5 separate regions of the Homo sapiens genome follow, and regions 1, 3, 4 and 5 are each linked to region 2. A link is a contact called in ENCODE Hi-C or POLR2A ChIA-PET data. All regions are on one chromosome and are shown on one strand. The core of a region is the stretch at or near the end of the contact, and the rest is flanking DNA. Distances in the headings are between cores, read along the strand shown. Region 1 holds the start of TUBA1A (tubulin alpha 1a). Region 2 holds the start of TMBIM6 (transmembrane BAX inhibitor motif containing 6). Region 3 holds the start of LMBR1L (limb development membrane protein 1 like). Region 4 holds the start of LIMA1 (LIM domain and actin binding 1). Region 5 holds the start of KMT2D (lysine methyltransferase 2D).

What was found. A loop is a pair of places that touch in the nucleus more often than their neighbours do. ChIA-PET counts read pairs that join two places held with the same protein, here RNA polymerase II (POLR2A). Pooled maps may share reads with other maps.
Region 1: a map of naive thymus-derived CD4-positive, alpha-beta T cell shows a loop between it and region 2 (12-fold over the local background). The contact joins the promoter of TUBA1A here to the promoter of TMBIM6 in region 2. A Hi-C loop is called at or near these places in 2 of 168 maps with a recorded cell type or tissue (both naive thymus-derived CD4-positive, alpha-beta T cell), 1 of 37 single-sample maps with no recorded cell type and 13 of 50 pooled maps. POLR2A ChIA-PET finds 5 or more read pairs at or near these places in 8 of 52 experiments (A549, CD4-positive, alpha-beta T cell, CD4-positive, alpha-beta memory T cell and 5 more).
Region 3: a loop to region 2 is called in a pooled map, with 9 times the contacts of the local background. The contact joins the promoter of LMBR1L here to the promoter of TMBIM6 in region 2. A Hi-C loop is called at or near these places in 11 of 50 pooled maps. POLR2A ChIA-PET finds 5 or more read pairs at or near these places in 4 of 52 experiments (CD4-positive, alpha-beta T cell, OCI-LY7, PC-9 and 1 more).
Region 4: a loop to region 2 is called in a pooled map, with 5 times the contacts of the local background. The contact joins the promoter of LIMA1 here to the promoter of TMBIM6 in region 2. A Hi-C loop is called at or near these places in 4 of 50 pooled maps.
Region 5: a loop to region 2 is called in a map of naive thymus-derived CD4-positive, alpha-beta T cell, with 5 times the contacts of the local background. The contact joins the promoter of KMT2D here to the promoter of TMBIM6 in region 2. A Hi-C loop is called at or near these places in 1 of 168 maps with a recorded cell type or tissue (naive thymus-derived CD4-positive, alpha-beta T cell), 1 of 37 single-sample maps with no recorded cell type and 9 of 50 pooled maps. POLR2A ChIA-PET finds 5 or more read pairs at or near these places in 2 of 52 experiments (MCF 10A and activated CD4-positive, alpha-beta T cell).

The regions. Positions count from the first base shown.
Region 1 is chr12:49,187,739-49,190,438 of GRCh38, forward strand. It overlaps TUBA1A (tubulin alpha 1a), which reads right to left and starts at 1,342. Exons shown (of 4, transcript NM_006009.4): 1 at 1,239-1,342. The coding sequence starts at 1,241. RefSeq lists enhancers at 1,021-1,612, 1,111-1,230.
Region 2 is chr12:49,740,260-49,742,959 of GRCh38, forward strand. It overlaps TMBIM6 (transmembrane BAX inhibitor motif containing 6), which reads left to right and starts at 1,298. Exons shown (of 10, transcript NM_003217.3): 1 at 1,298-1,352. RefSeq lists enhancers at 865-994, 923-1,614, 1,235-1,554.
Region 3 is chr12:49,109,418-49,112,117 of GRCh38, forward strand. It overlaps LMBR1L (limb development membrane protein 1 like), which reads right to left and starts at 1,430. Exons shown (of 17, transcript NM_018113.4): 1 at 1,067-1,430. The coding sequence starts at 1,138. RefSeq lists an enhancer at 599-1,138 and a silencer at 1,996-2,176.
Region 4 is chr12:50,282,091-50,284,790 of GRCh38, forward strand. It overlaps LIMA1 (LIM domain and actin binding 1), which reads right to left and starts at 1,430. Exons shown (of 11, transcript NM_016357.5): 1 at 1,330-1,430. LOC107984505 (a long non-coding RNA gene) reads left to right here and starts at 1,531. Exons shown (of 2, transcript XR_001749144.2): 1 at 1,531-1,792. RefSeq lists a silencer at 1,341-1,650.
Region 5 is chr12:49,059,363-49,062,062 of GRCh38, forward strand. It overlaps KMT2D (lysine methyltransferase 2D), which reads right to left and starts at 1,432. Exons shown (of 55, transcript NM_003482.4): 1 at 251-1,432. RefSeq lists silencers at 124-418, 580-1,199 and an enhancer at 1,250-1,499.

The DNA.
Region 1 (2,700 bases), core at 92-2,591, 550 kb before region 2:
CAGTGGAAGGATAATGAAATATTTATTTAAAACAACAAAATAGTATTTTCATCCTGAGATTCTCTACCCATCACATAATATTCATATTCTTTGCATCCAATAGAGGTTTTCTTCTCTGTGGTCTTTAGGGCTACCACTTTCATTGTCTATTCGCTGATGTGGTGGGGGCGGGGCGGGGGGGCGGCGGGGAAGGGCGTTTCCCTGGGTCCTGACCATCAGGGTACCCTGGGGCTCACAAAGTGGGCTTTCTCCCTCGCTGAACGTGCAGTCCAGACAGACAGACAGACACACACACACACACACACACACTTCAGTCGGTCAGGGCAGGGCGTCCCACAGACACACACACACACACACACACACACACACACACACTTCAGTCGGTCAGGGCAGGGCGTCCCCAGACCAGACATTAAAGAGCTTGTGAAGTGAATTATGATTTTGCTCAAGAAAAAAAAAAGTCATCTAACTTATAATAGTGAAGAAAACCCTTTTGGAGCCTACAGTTCCGCAATGATGAAAGGTTTTTTTGTTTTTTTTTCAGTCAGCTCCTGACAGAAGAGGTTCAGTGAGGGCGAACCCCGCCCAGTGGCTCCAACGCCATAGAAGCCAGAAACAAACAACCCCGCCCCTGCGCCGCCCTGACACCCGCTGCCGGGGGCTCCGGCAGAAACTCACCATGTTTTCCCGGGAATGTGTGGGTATCTTTCCAAAACGCCAAAGACCGCGGAGGGTCTTCCCACGCTAACCCTAGGCTGCGCTTTGTTCCCGTTCCCCCTCCCACGTCCCCCAGCTCGCCCAACGCCCCCGCTCTTTTTGGGTGCCTCCTCCTCTCCCGGTCCCCAGAGAACAACGCGAGACAGAAAGTGGCCCCTCAGCATCAGCGAAACCGTGCGCACAGACACGGGGCCCAGCCGGGACGCCCCAGACCCCTCGGTCGCGGCAGACGGGCTGCCCGCGGCCCCCGAAAGTCTCTCGGATAACACAGGCGCCTAGGCGCCGCCTTTGTTCCTCCCCAGCGCTCTGCTGCGCCCTGGGCGCAGTACTGGCCCGGTTCCTGCACCCGCACTGCGGCGGCGGCGGGGCTTGAGGATTTGGGGCTAAGCTAAACCTCACAAAACATACCACCACCCTCGCCCAGAGAGCTTACGAAAGAAAAGAGCTTAAAGGTTTTCCAAGTAGAGCCTGGGGGCGCTGACTCCACCCAACGGCCACAAAGAGCCGAAGCCGATTCTCACCATGGTTGCTGCTTCGCGACTGCCGAGCTGATGGCGGAGACGAAGAGGAGAGGTTGTTGCTTCTTACAGCGCGACTCTTAGGCGGTCGATGTAAGAGAACCTGCGGCACATAGGCGGATGCGGCTCCCTATATACAACTCGGTCACCATGGGGATGGGCCGGGGCCTTTTCCTGTTGGTCCAGACCCCCAATCTGCCCAGAGAAGCCATGACAGGAGACTGGTGATTGGTGCAAGCGACGTGGGATGAGGTAATCTCTCCCCCACCCCTTTTTCTCTAGCATCCGTAGACTGTTTGCATCCTTTAGACAAAGAGACCGTGCAGAAGCAGTCGGCCGAGCATCCATTATGGGGCGGGGTTGGGGAGGGGCGGAAGGAGAAGAAAGGGGACTGGGGTTAGAAGACTTTCTGTTGCTTAAACCTCAAACTGCAGTTAAAATTATCTATGTGAGGTTTTTTCCCCCTACCCTTAATAACAATTTATGTTTAGATTAAATATTTAAAGGAAAATGACTGCCAGCCCCTCCCTCGTAGTATATTAAACTCGACTACATTTTGTTAGGGTTCAACATCTCTAATTGCTTTAAACGTAAAGTGGGAGGGAAAATCGGCATGATGCTCGAAATGGCCTGGGTATATGTGATTTTTTTAATTTAAAAAAAGATTTAGCCATACGGTCATTCCAAATGGTTTCTCAGGTTCAACTAACTTATTTTCAGAGCTTCTTCTGCAGGCACACGCACACCCGAATAGCTAAACAAAACTGGAAGATGGAAAGAATAACCATATTAAATAAAGAAGCGAACAAATAGTTCTAACATGGCAATAATCAAGAGCAAGTGAACGTAGAGTAGTTATAATGGTTTACTAGAGGTATTCTTTTATGAGAAGTCTATGTAACACATTTTGTATGGTACATTGTCCTTTGGAATGAATCATCTTTCCTGATAGAAAATTGGGAAAATACAAGGAGAAATAATTGAGCTCAGAAGTTAGTACTACATGTGTGCAGTTACATATCTGAATTGGACTTTTGTCTGGAAAGTAACAAGCAAAATAATAGTAATAACCAATACACCAAATTAAAAAGAAGAAGAGAATAATATAATGTAAAAAGAATTTTGCAATGTCGCCTCCATCCACAGACAACTGTGAAACATCAGCTCAATAAACGCATTTCCTTTTTATGTAGTTCTTATGTCAATTTGGTAAATATCCTCCTGCGAGTGGGCTTCTAACTGTGGGAATTTTAGCCGGCCTCACACCCTTGCTGTTCAGCTAGAGACTCTGGTGGTTGCTCAGTTGTCCCTTGGGACAAAAAGGCTTTGCTTTCACCCCTAGGAAATAAATTGGAGTAAAATTATCTTGATATTTAGGAAGCCTCCATTCTCAGCAACGATCCGGAGTAAGTCACTGGACTTCGTACCACTGGATGTTGGTGATGAAATTTCAGAGGTAAATAAG
Region 2 (2,700 bases), core at 48-2,547:
TAAAGATCGACCCCTGACCTAATCGGTTATGTTATCTATAGATTACAGACATTGTATAGAAAAGCACTGTGAAAATCCCTGTCCTGTTCTGATCTAATTACCGGTGCATGCTTGCTCAATCGATCACTACCCTCTCAAGCGGATCCCTTTAGAGTTGTGAGGCCTTAAAAGGGACAGGAATTGCTCACTCAGGGAGCTCAGCTCTTGAGACAGGAGTCTTGGCCGATGCTCCTGGCGGAATAAACCGCTTCCTGCTTTAACTCGGTGTCTGAGGGGTTTTGTCTGCGGCTTGTCCTGCTACACTACAGCAAAAATTAGGTTGTATTATAGAAAATTAACTTTTTTGGTTTTTTTGAGACGGGGTCTCGCTCTGTCTCCCAGGCTGGAGTGCAGTGGCACCATCTCGGCTCACTGCAACCTTCACCTCCAGGGTCAAGCAATTCTCCTGCCTCAGCCTCCCGAGTAGTTGGGATTACAGGCACACGCCACCACGCCCAGCTAATTTTTTAAATTTTTAATAGAGATGGGGTTTTACCATGTTAGCCAGGCTGGTCTCAAACTCCTGGCCTCAAGTGATCTGCCCACCTCAGCCTCCCAAAGTGCTGGGATTACAGACGTAAGCCACCACGCCCAGCCGAAAATTAACTTCTATTAATTGCATACCTGGGTTTGCCTACTGAGAATCATACCCTGGATATTTGTATTCTTTACTGAAAAGAACTGTTCTATCTTTCCAGAAAGTGGTTTCCTAAATTCTGGTTTTCCTCCTGGAATCCTGCTATTTCCTTCTCGCATACTCTAGAGAAATCGAAGTGTTTTCAAAGGTGCTCTGAAGCTTACGCTCCACTAGTTTCACAGTAAATCGCCCCTTGCGAGGGCGCTTTTTTTTTTTTTTTAATGTGTTCTCTGAATCGCTTTCCCCCTTTAACACTGCATGACAAGACTAAAGCCAGAATCCCAAGACTGCAGCGCTACCCCTTCACAAGCCGTCGGGCTGTCCCGGGCGGGGCCGGCCCATTTTCACTTTCTCCACTAGAGGCAGCAGCGCACCGTGACCCTGGCTTACTACGGTAAGAAAGCGGAGACCTTTTGCTTCGAGGCGGTTGGTGGCCAGTAGTCTTGATCGACAAGCTCAGGCCTCTGAACTAAGCAGCCGCTGTTTATGCACGTACAGCCAATGGAAAGGCAGGAGTGCGGCCAACGGCCAATGAGGACTGGTCTTAAGCGGACCACAGGGCGGGGTTTCCCTCGAGAGGCGAACGCCGGGTAAAAGATCGGGAGCGGAAGTGGGCGAGTCAGAGCACATCCGGTGTTAGAAGCGCTGGTAGGCCTTGGAGAGGCGGGTTAGGAAGGTACGTCTGAACCTAGTACTGGGCGAACTGGGAGTGAGAAATGGAAAGGGAGTTAGCAGTTACTGTCTGAGCAAGAGTGGCAGTAGCTTCCTTCTGCGGACAGATGGCACCCTGAAGGAACGAGGCCCTGCTCGGAGACCAGACTCGGGAAAACAGGGTGTGGAGGGAAGCTAGGGAACTAGTGCTGCGCGTGCGCAACAGTGCTGAAGCGGGGGTGGGGCGGAGGCGAGTCTGCGGGGGTTTTGGGGGGTGTCGAGGCCTCTATTCTGCCCCAGAGCGCTGGCGAAGGCCCCTTCTCAGCCCGCCTTTTCCTTTCTCCCGCTCCTTCTCCTCTACTAAGTGTAGACGCAGGGCCCCTTGGCCTAGCTTCGATCGTTCGAATTCAGAGCACGTCCTTCCGAGGTGAAGGAACGCGAAACTCCACCCATCCGATTGCTGTTCGGCTGCGGGCGGGTCCTTTGGTCGGGCTGACCCTGGGTGAGCGGCCCGGAGCCAAGACTCGAGGTAGGGCCTGGCGGGCGGGTGATGTCACACTCCTCTGTGACACGCGAGGCTCCTCAGTTACTTAGCCAACGGCAGAGGCGGGAAGTGAGAGGAGTCTGGGGCTGGGGCTGCCTTCCAGGCCCACGGGGCGGCCCCGCTCTTTTCGGATTGGTTACCTTTGGGCAGGTGAGGTGGCTTTGCTTTGCTTGGTCTTGAGGTTTTGTGGGCGTCTTTCTAAGTCTGCTCAGCAAGGGCGTCGTTGGGCAGTTTTTATCTTGGGCCTACTTGCTGGACCTGTGGTAACAAGTAGGCTTTGGTATCTTTGTATATTTACTGAGTGTAGAATTACTACCCGGTGCCAGCCCGGGCTGCTTGGGGTCATCAGCCTTTCATTGACCACCCCCACAACAAAAATCACTATGAACTTGAGACTGTGTTCTAGCAACTTGTGAATGTGTAACCCAGTAGAAGGGCTGACTGTGCTTGAAACAGACAAGGATTTTAAGGTCAAAGGTAAATAAATGGCAAATGGACTTTTCTAGTTACTTATTGATATTTATTTACAGTTTATCTTTTGTATGTGTGGTTTAAGAATTGAATTCTGGAAAGATACCGGAATTGCATAAACACATTTCTTATGACCTGCGTATACACACTTTTTTCTGTAATTATTGTATTTACACTCTTTGGTGTTTTCTTATTCTTTGTGTCTAATATTTTTGTTCTGGCCTAAAGAATATGTTGACATTTAGATTCTCTGCCGCCACTTTCCTCCAGTAGGGACAGAATAGTTGAACCCTTGAGAAATACAATCTGTACTTTTGATCCATAGTTTGCTTCTTCCGTTATTTATCTGGTTGTGGAA
Region 3 (2,700 bases), core at 180-2,679, 630 kb before region 2:
TTCCTGTCCTCACAGATAAGAGCAGACCTAATTATGTCCTGGCTCAATTTACCCCTCCTCCAATCAGGCTGCCCAGGGCTGGCTAGAGCCCAGCCTGAGAAAAATGAAGGGAATGACCCCAACAATGGATTCCCACACTTACTAACATTTCTTTCTGTTTTTCCAAACCATTCCCTTTCCATTTACTATCTGGAGATGAGGGTTGCCCTGGTGAGCTCTGGGGAAGGACACAGGAGAAAGGAGAGAGGTGAAAATTCAAAGCAAGGCTGAGAAAGATATGACACCCTAAGCTCCACTGGGTACCCCTACCCCAGAATTGAGTAGTCCACTTCTGTGCGCAAGGTTCAGTTGTCGCTCTAAGTGGCAGGGAGGGCGTAAGGAACAGCAGCCAGGTACCCTCTGAAGCCCTGGGAGGACCACTCACTGGGGAAACCCCGGAATGGCTGAGAGGCTGGGAACCCAGCCTTGCAGGGTTTCAAACAAACACCAATGAGAAAGAAAAAAGACGGGGGAATACTTGGTTGTTCCTCATCTCTACATATTAGGATCCACCCCAGCAAGACTCCTTTCTTCCAAAGCAGATGACCCACCAAGTCCCCAGGTTCCTCCCGTCTGCCATCCCTACACCTCCCCTCTTTTCTGGAATCAAGCTCAGTGTGACGACGTCTCCCCTTCATCCAACGTCAGCTGAGTTTGCCCTCAACCCAGTTTGAGAAGCAAACCCATCCTTCCCCGATTATCAGACTAAGGCAGACTCCGCAGGCTCTCAGACCCCGGAGACCCCCAACAGGAAGACGCGCTGGGTGAGGGGTGGGAGGGAGGGGCAGGGGAGGGGCGTGTGGGGGAGGAACGGAAACGACGGCCTTTGTTTATCGCTCAGGGACCCAGCTGATCCCATCTAGGGGATCGCTAGCCGGGCACCCGCCCTTCTGCCCGGACGGAGGCCTCCGTCGCCCGCCGCTGGCCCAGGCATGGTTTGACGGCACTCTGAGACCAGGTGGGCTCGGACCCCAACCTCCCCGTCTCCCGCAACCCCCGCTTCTCCTCGCCGGGGCCCCGCACTCACAATACACTCGCGGATCCTCTCGTGGAATAGCTGTTCTCGCACGGATAGCACTTCGTAGTCAGGTGCTTCCATACTCTGCTCAGCATGACTGAAGCCGAGGTGCCTCTGGGCCCGGGGAGGACGAGCGGGGAGGAAGCCGCCGCCGCCAAGCACCCAGACCCAGCCTAGGGGCCTTTCCTCGCAGCCTGCGACAGAAACTCGGGGCAGTCTGGGGCTCAGATACAGTCGTCCGGACGCCCCGCCCTTAAAGGGGCAGGCACCACCCGCCTCGTTTTAAAGGGCTCTGTCCTCCCTTTGCTCCCCACTCTTTAAGGTCGGGTCGCGCTCACGTTTCAATGCAAACACCCGCCACTAGGCTCGCTACGAGGAAGCGCCGCTGAGGGTCCATCTTTTTAAGAGATCTAGTGACGACACAAGGGATGGGCGGGTTCCTTCCAGGGGGAGGAACTCATTGGCTCCTGGAGAGCTGTCGTTCATCGCTGGAGGAGCGCTGATAGGCTCGCCCTGTGGAGGAAGGCGGGATCTTTTGGGCCTACCGCTGCCCATACTAATAGAGCAACTGTCTCTCTTATCTGGGAAAAGTGAAGGTTCCTGGATTTTAGTAGCAGCCAACATTTTAGTATGACCTTGGTTAAATGAACCGTTTGAAGCAGGCCAGCCAGGCAGGATGTGAGGGCACCCTAGGGGTTCTGAAATGTACCGCTGCCCAGTAACCGATGTTCTGTAGTAGCATTTTCTGTGTGTTTGTGTTGGGGTGCCCCTCCCCACATCCCCACCCCGCTTTCCCGCTGCCAGGAGTTTTCATTCAATCATTTTTGTGGAAGACCTAGTGTGTGCTAGAACAAATACTGAAAAATACTGGAGAGAGGACTACAGAAATACCTTGCAACTTTGTGAAGAAATGCCCACAAGGATCACTGAAGAGTGGGGCTGAGTCAAACATTAGCTAACCACTTACTATGTGCCATTCACTTTATAGTCGTTATCTCAGCCATGTTACCCAGGCTGATCTCGGACTCCTAGTCTCAAAGTGATGGGCCTCCCAAAGTACTGGGATTACAAGGCGTGACCCACCCAGCCTATTATCTCATTTTTAACGTCACAACAACACTTCAGAGGAAGATGTTGTGATTCAGCTTTTATTTCTTTATTTATTTTTGAGACGGAGTTTCGCTCTTATTGCCCAGGCTGCAGTGCAATGGTGTGATTTCGGCTCACTGCAACCTCCGCCTCCCGGGTTCAAGCGATTCTCCTTCCTCAGCCTCCCAAGTAACTGGGATTACAGGCATGCGCCACCGCGCCCAGCTAATTTTGTATTTTTAGTAAAGACGTGGTTTCTCCATGTTGGTCAGGCTCATCTTGAACTCCCAACCTTAGTTGATCCGCCCGCCTCGGCTTCCCAAAGTGCTGGGATTACAGGCGTGAGCCACCACGTCCGGCCAAGATTTTGTGTGTGTGTGTGTGTGTGTGTGTGTGTGTGTGTGTGTGTGTGTGTGTGTGTGTGTGTGTCTTGGAAGTAGACAGGATTTAGACGAAGGGAGATTTTCTTTTAAGTTATTTATTTTTGAGACAGTCTCACTCTGTCGCCCAGGCTGGTGTGCAGTGGTGCGATCACGACTCACTGTAGCCTCCAA
Region 4 (2,700 bases), core at 180-2,679, 540 kb after region 2:
CATATATGAACACACACTTTTTTTTGCCTTCTTTCACGCCAACTCTATAATTTTTTGAAGATCTATCTAAAACGTGATCATCCTGCACCCAGGTTATACCTCTACAGGAACTTAGAACATGTTGTTAGGGGTCATGTTCTTTTGTGTCTACATCATACCTCAGAAGAAAGGATTGGTGTTATTTCATGGCTCCTGAAATATTTAGCATTTGTGAATAGTATTGGTAACCAAGCAGATAAAAGGTACTGTGTTAAACCATTTAAATCAAGAGCAAAAGAAAGAATACTTAATGCAAAAGAAAACCTCTCCCCAAAATGGGCATTGCCTTAAAAACTGATAACTCCCTAATTACCTTTGACTAACCTGAAAAGTCAAGTCAATTGAACCATCTGGATTAGGCAGATCTGGATTAGGCAGACTTATCTTTTATTTTTATTTATTTATTTATTTTTTTGTAGAGACAAGGGTCTCGCTAAGTTGCCTTGGCTGGTCTCAAACACCTGGGCTCAAGCGATCCTCCCGCCTCAGTTTCCCAAAGTGTTGGGATTATAGGCGTGAGCCACTGCGCCCGTCCAAGGCAGACTTTTGAAAGCTGGAATTAGGTGCAAGACAATAGTAGTTCAAATATCTCTCACCAGGATCAGCTAAACCGTTCTTGCAAGCATCAGTAAGGAGGCTAGGAAGGGTGCCAGATGGTTCGTTCCTAGCAGCTACAACTTCAAGCTTTAGTATGTGTAGCCAGGGGTGTACAATTACCTTACATTAACACCAACATATGTCGGGGGCAAGTGCCAGCGATATATACACGATAGCGATTCGGGGATGACACATCGGCTGCAAGGACTGCTATATTCTCAACATTCCTCAAAAGGGTGTAAGTGTCTTAAACAGAGTTCAGCTGGCGTAATGGAAGGGAGAAAAAATCGAAAAGAGAGGGAATGGCTGAAAATGAAGGAAAAAGAACAGTTGAATATTACAGTATTTCCCTGGAAGGAGGGTATTTGGAGTTTTAATGAATTGTCACCTTCCTCCACCACACCAGAAAGTATACAGTTAGAATGCAGTGTTCTCGGTGGGAGAGGACGGGGTATTTGCAGCTCCCGCCCTTGGGCAGCAAAGGCTCAGCCCGACATAAGCACTCCCCACCCAGCGCAGGCCCCAGAAGTGAGGAAAGAACGGAGGATCAGCGTCCCTCGACCCCTTATCTCGAGGGGGAGGGACTCACACTCCTTGCACTCCCCCCGCCCCAAAAGTCGAAGGAGAAAGAGGGTGTGGAGAGAAGCCGGGGTCTTCCCGCACTCTCCGGTTGTGGAGAGAGAAGGCCCTTACCTGGCTAAAAGCCGCCTTTCCTCTGCGCTGCTACCAGCCCTGTCACAGGTCCCGGCGCTCTACCTAGCGCACCTGTCGCGACCAAGCTGCTAACACCTACTGCTCCTGCGGCCCCGCCCCGGACCCCGCCCACCGCCGCGGGGGCGCGCACGCCAGACAGCCTCCCGTGCGGCCTCGGGCTGAGCGTGCGCGCCACCGGCTACGTGCCCAGCGCTCGCGTCTGCTCCAGTCGCTCTGGCGGTGCGGGGCGCTGGCGACGGGACAGGGTTTTTGCTGCCCGGGGCCTAGTCTACCTCGGCACGCTTTTCTCTGAAGGAGACACGCACTTGCACGACGTGGGCCTCTGTGCAGCTCTACTTTGTCCTTAACTCCTCTGACTCAACGTTATCGCAGTTTGACTCTGGAGCCACTCAGGTTTTTCCTAAGCTCAACTCTAGCCAGCTAGGTTCCTGGTGCTTTGGGGGTAAGTTGTGTGCAGGGAGGGTGTTTTACAGGAGGCTGTGTGGTGTAGTGGAAAAAGCTGAATTAAGTACATTAATCCTGAAAACGGTTTGACAAGGGCAGATGACGTCCAAGTTCTCCAACAGCTGTTTTTACTCCTCCATTCAGAATAGGAGCTGTGCTAATGGTTTGGAGACCGTCAATTGGCCTAGCACTTGGCCATCCTGCCCCCAAATTCTTGTCCCAGTTCCGTGCCAGCTGCATGATGCCTTTTGATAGTATCCTTCTTTCCTGTACCTCAAGCATAGTAGGGTTTCAGACCACAAGTTTTCTGAAGCTTTTCGGAATTCATGCAGCTTGATGCGTTATTAGTAGGGGCTGCTCGTGGGAAAACGCTTGTAATTACACTTCCTCAAGAAGTTAATGAAAATGTGTGAGAAGAGAGATTTCCAACAGGTGATGAATATGCCAGCCAGTTATTCCCTTCTTCCTTCAAATATCCAGCCTAGACTGATTTCTGGATAGGTATTGTAGAAATAAAAATTTCAGACAAAACAAACTTAGATTTTGAATCGGACAACAGTCAGAACCAAAAGAGGCTCAGACACCCCTGCTCTAGCTGCCCAGGCATCAAACTTTATAGGCTGAACACGAAAGTAAAGAAATTTGATTGGCTACAGCTAAGCGTTTGCCTTATTTGGGTATGGTCACATGGGAGGTCCCTAATTATATAACCACTTGGCTGGTTGTCTGTTTGTGATTGGTTGAAACTCCATTCAAAATCAGGTACAAGGGGCCGGGCGCGGTGGCTCACACCTGTAATCCCAGCACTTTGGGAGGCTGAGGCAGGCGGATCCCCTGAGGTTAGGAGTTCGAGACCAGCCTAGCCAACATGGCGAAGCACCGTCTCCACTAAAAATACAAAAATTA
Region 5 (2,700 bases), core at 182-2,681, 680 kb before region 2:
CTGGCCAGGTTCCCAAACTCCCGTGGTTCCCTGAACCCCCAGTCTTTAAAGAGGCACACCCCAAGACACCAGGCCTCAGTTCTGCCCTGGTGACTGGCTCAGGTTCCCTTGACAGACCCTGCCAAAGGAACGCTCCCCAGCTCTGGCACCCCCTTCTCCAACCTAAAGGCCAGCTCCGGCTAAGATAGTCCATCTGGCTGTGCCCCCAGTCCAACCCTTTCTGGGCCCTGGCCGGGCGGACTTCACTCACCTCTTCACAGGGCGATCCAGAAATCCTCATCCGAGAACATGGCCAGAGCCCGGGCCGCTCCCCGACCTCCAACCGCCAGAGCGATCACAGCCGCCCCCCGCACGGGGGGGCTTAGGGGGGCCAAGAACGGTAAATCCAGGTCGGAGTGGCCACCCTCCCCCCACAAAAAAACAGCAAGAAGCCAAAGAGGGGTTCTCTGCCTCAGGTTCCAGCAGTTTAGGTTTCCATGGACAGCCCCAGGGCGGCGAATCCCGAGCGGACACAAAGAGAGCACCGGTGGCTTTGATCTTGGGCGAGCAGGCTCCGCATCCGCGTCGCCGGGCGGCCTCTCAGTCCTAGGGCCCGGCCAGCGCCCCGGCCGCCCGCGCCGGGCTCGGGCGGAACGTCGAGGCTCTCCAGATGGAACGTCGAGGCGCCTCCCCAGCAGCCCGGAAGGAATGCCGCGCCGCCCCGCGCCTGGCCCGGATGGAACGTGAGACCCTCGCAGGAGCGCCGAGCCCCTCTCCCCGCCCCGGCCGGCGCCCGGGGCCGCGCGAGCTACGGCGACGCGGGGCCGGCGGGGCCGCGGGGCTGAACCTGACACACACCCAGCGCCGGGCTTCTCGACCCCGAGCGCTCACCCTCGGCGGCTTCGAGCCCCCCACCTTCTGCTCCCCCCGGGGAAGGGAGGAGGCTAGGTAGGCGAGGAAAAGGAAGGGGCGGGCGGTGCGAGCCCTCTGCCCGCTCCCCTCCGGCCGCTCCAGGCCCTGCGCTCGCCTCCCTTCCCCTCTGGCCTCGGGAGCTGCCCCGCCCCCGGCCTGGCCGGCTCTGGTCGGTGGCACCCCCTCGACCCCCGGCTGACTGTGATCGCAGGCGGCCTAGAGGTGCATGGCCCAACCCCGGCTCCCGGCACCGGGGGGTCAGGAAACTGAGCGGAAAGTGGGGAACGAGGCAGCCATTTGCAACCGGAGAGGAAAGTAGTGCAGCGCGGCGCCGCTCCGCCTCCCCCCCTCCGCCTCCTGTTCGGCCGGTAGGGTGGTTCCTGCGAAGGGGCTATTTCCTGGCCCAAGAGCTGGGCAGCGGTCGTGAAGATTCGTGAAGCCTTCGGCGCTAGATCCGGGGGGGCCTTTTGCCCGGGGCACCCCACTCGAGAGGGGGAGAAAGGAGAAGAGGCGGCCCTATTTTGTGTTGGAGCGGAGCGGCGGAGGGATCCCGCCCTCTCGGAGGAAAGGCTGTGACTCTGCAGTTCTACGCACACGCTGCGGGATCCTTCCGCTCCGGGTTAACCCCGACCGCGCCGGGCCGGCAGCAGGGCAGACACGTGGGAACGAAGCCCCCCTCCTCTCCGCCGCGGCCCTGGAGCCGCCTCATTTACCGCCCAGGCCGCGAAACTAGGACTCTGGCCGCTGTCTAATTCCATACCCTTGCAGTCGTTGGTCCCTGAAGTTCCAACTGCCCCTTGCTTTGGCCAGGGGCAGTCTTTCCCGGGAGGGGGATGGAAGAAGAGCCAGGAGATTGGCCGCTGCTCAGCATCCTGGGAACTGGAGTCCGCAAATGGAGAAAGTGAGGTACGGCGCCTGGCGCTGCAGAGGGTGGACTCTTGCCACGTTTGGGGACCCGAAGAAAACTGGACGAGTCCCTAGTCGTTCCTCCTGACTCCCAGTCCCCCGTGTGAGGAAGGACTGTCGGTGCCCACACAGTCACTATACACACCTCCCCATCGAAACATAAAGGTAGAGCCTCCCTTTTCAGGGTGCCCCCACTCCCACCTCCAGTCCTTCCAGATATTCAGTACCCGTGTCCCTTTTTTAGTAAACTGAGGTAGCCTCGCTGCTACCTGGCCGGAGTACTGTCCTGGACAAGATCGCAAAACATACTCTTTGCAGGCACCACCCCCCCACCATAAGTCTGGATGAGAAAACATTGGAATGCCTCTTCTGCATCAACGCACACATGGGGTGGACAAAAGGAGACAAATTAACTATGTCCAGATACTTTATATATTCTTAGTTATTCCTCGCCTTCATTATGAGTTACATGGAATTATCTCCATATTACAGATGAAGATTAAGGCTACAATAGGTAAAATTGCCCACAGAACTACATCTAGTGAGAAGTTGAGCCATTATTCAAACCAAAGGCCACGTTTTTCCTAGGATTACAAATAATTATACTACGTTTTTTTAAAAGAAGATGTGGAGAAAGAGGCAGGCAGATTCGATCCAATGCCAGCTTTGTGAGGAAAGGGTTTACGATGCTGTCCAAGAGAACTTTTTTTATTTTTTGAGACAGAGTCTCGCACTGTCGTCCGGGTTGGAGTTCAGTGGTGCGATCTCGGCTCACTGCAACCTCCGCCTCCCTGGTTCACGCGATTCTCCTGCCTCAGCCTCCCTAGTAGCCGGGATTACAGGCGCACACCACCAGACCCGGCTACTTTTTTGTATTTTTAGTAGAGACAGGGTTTCACTATG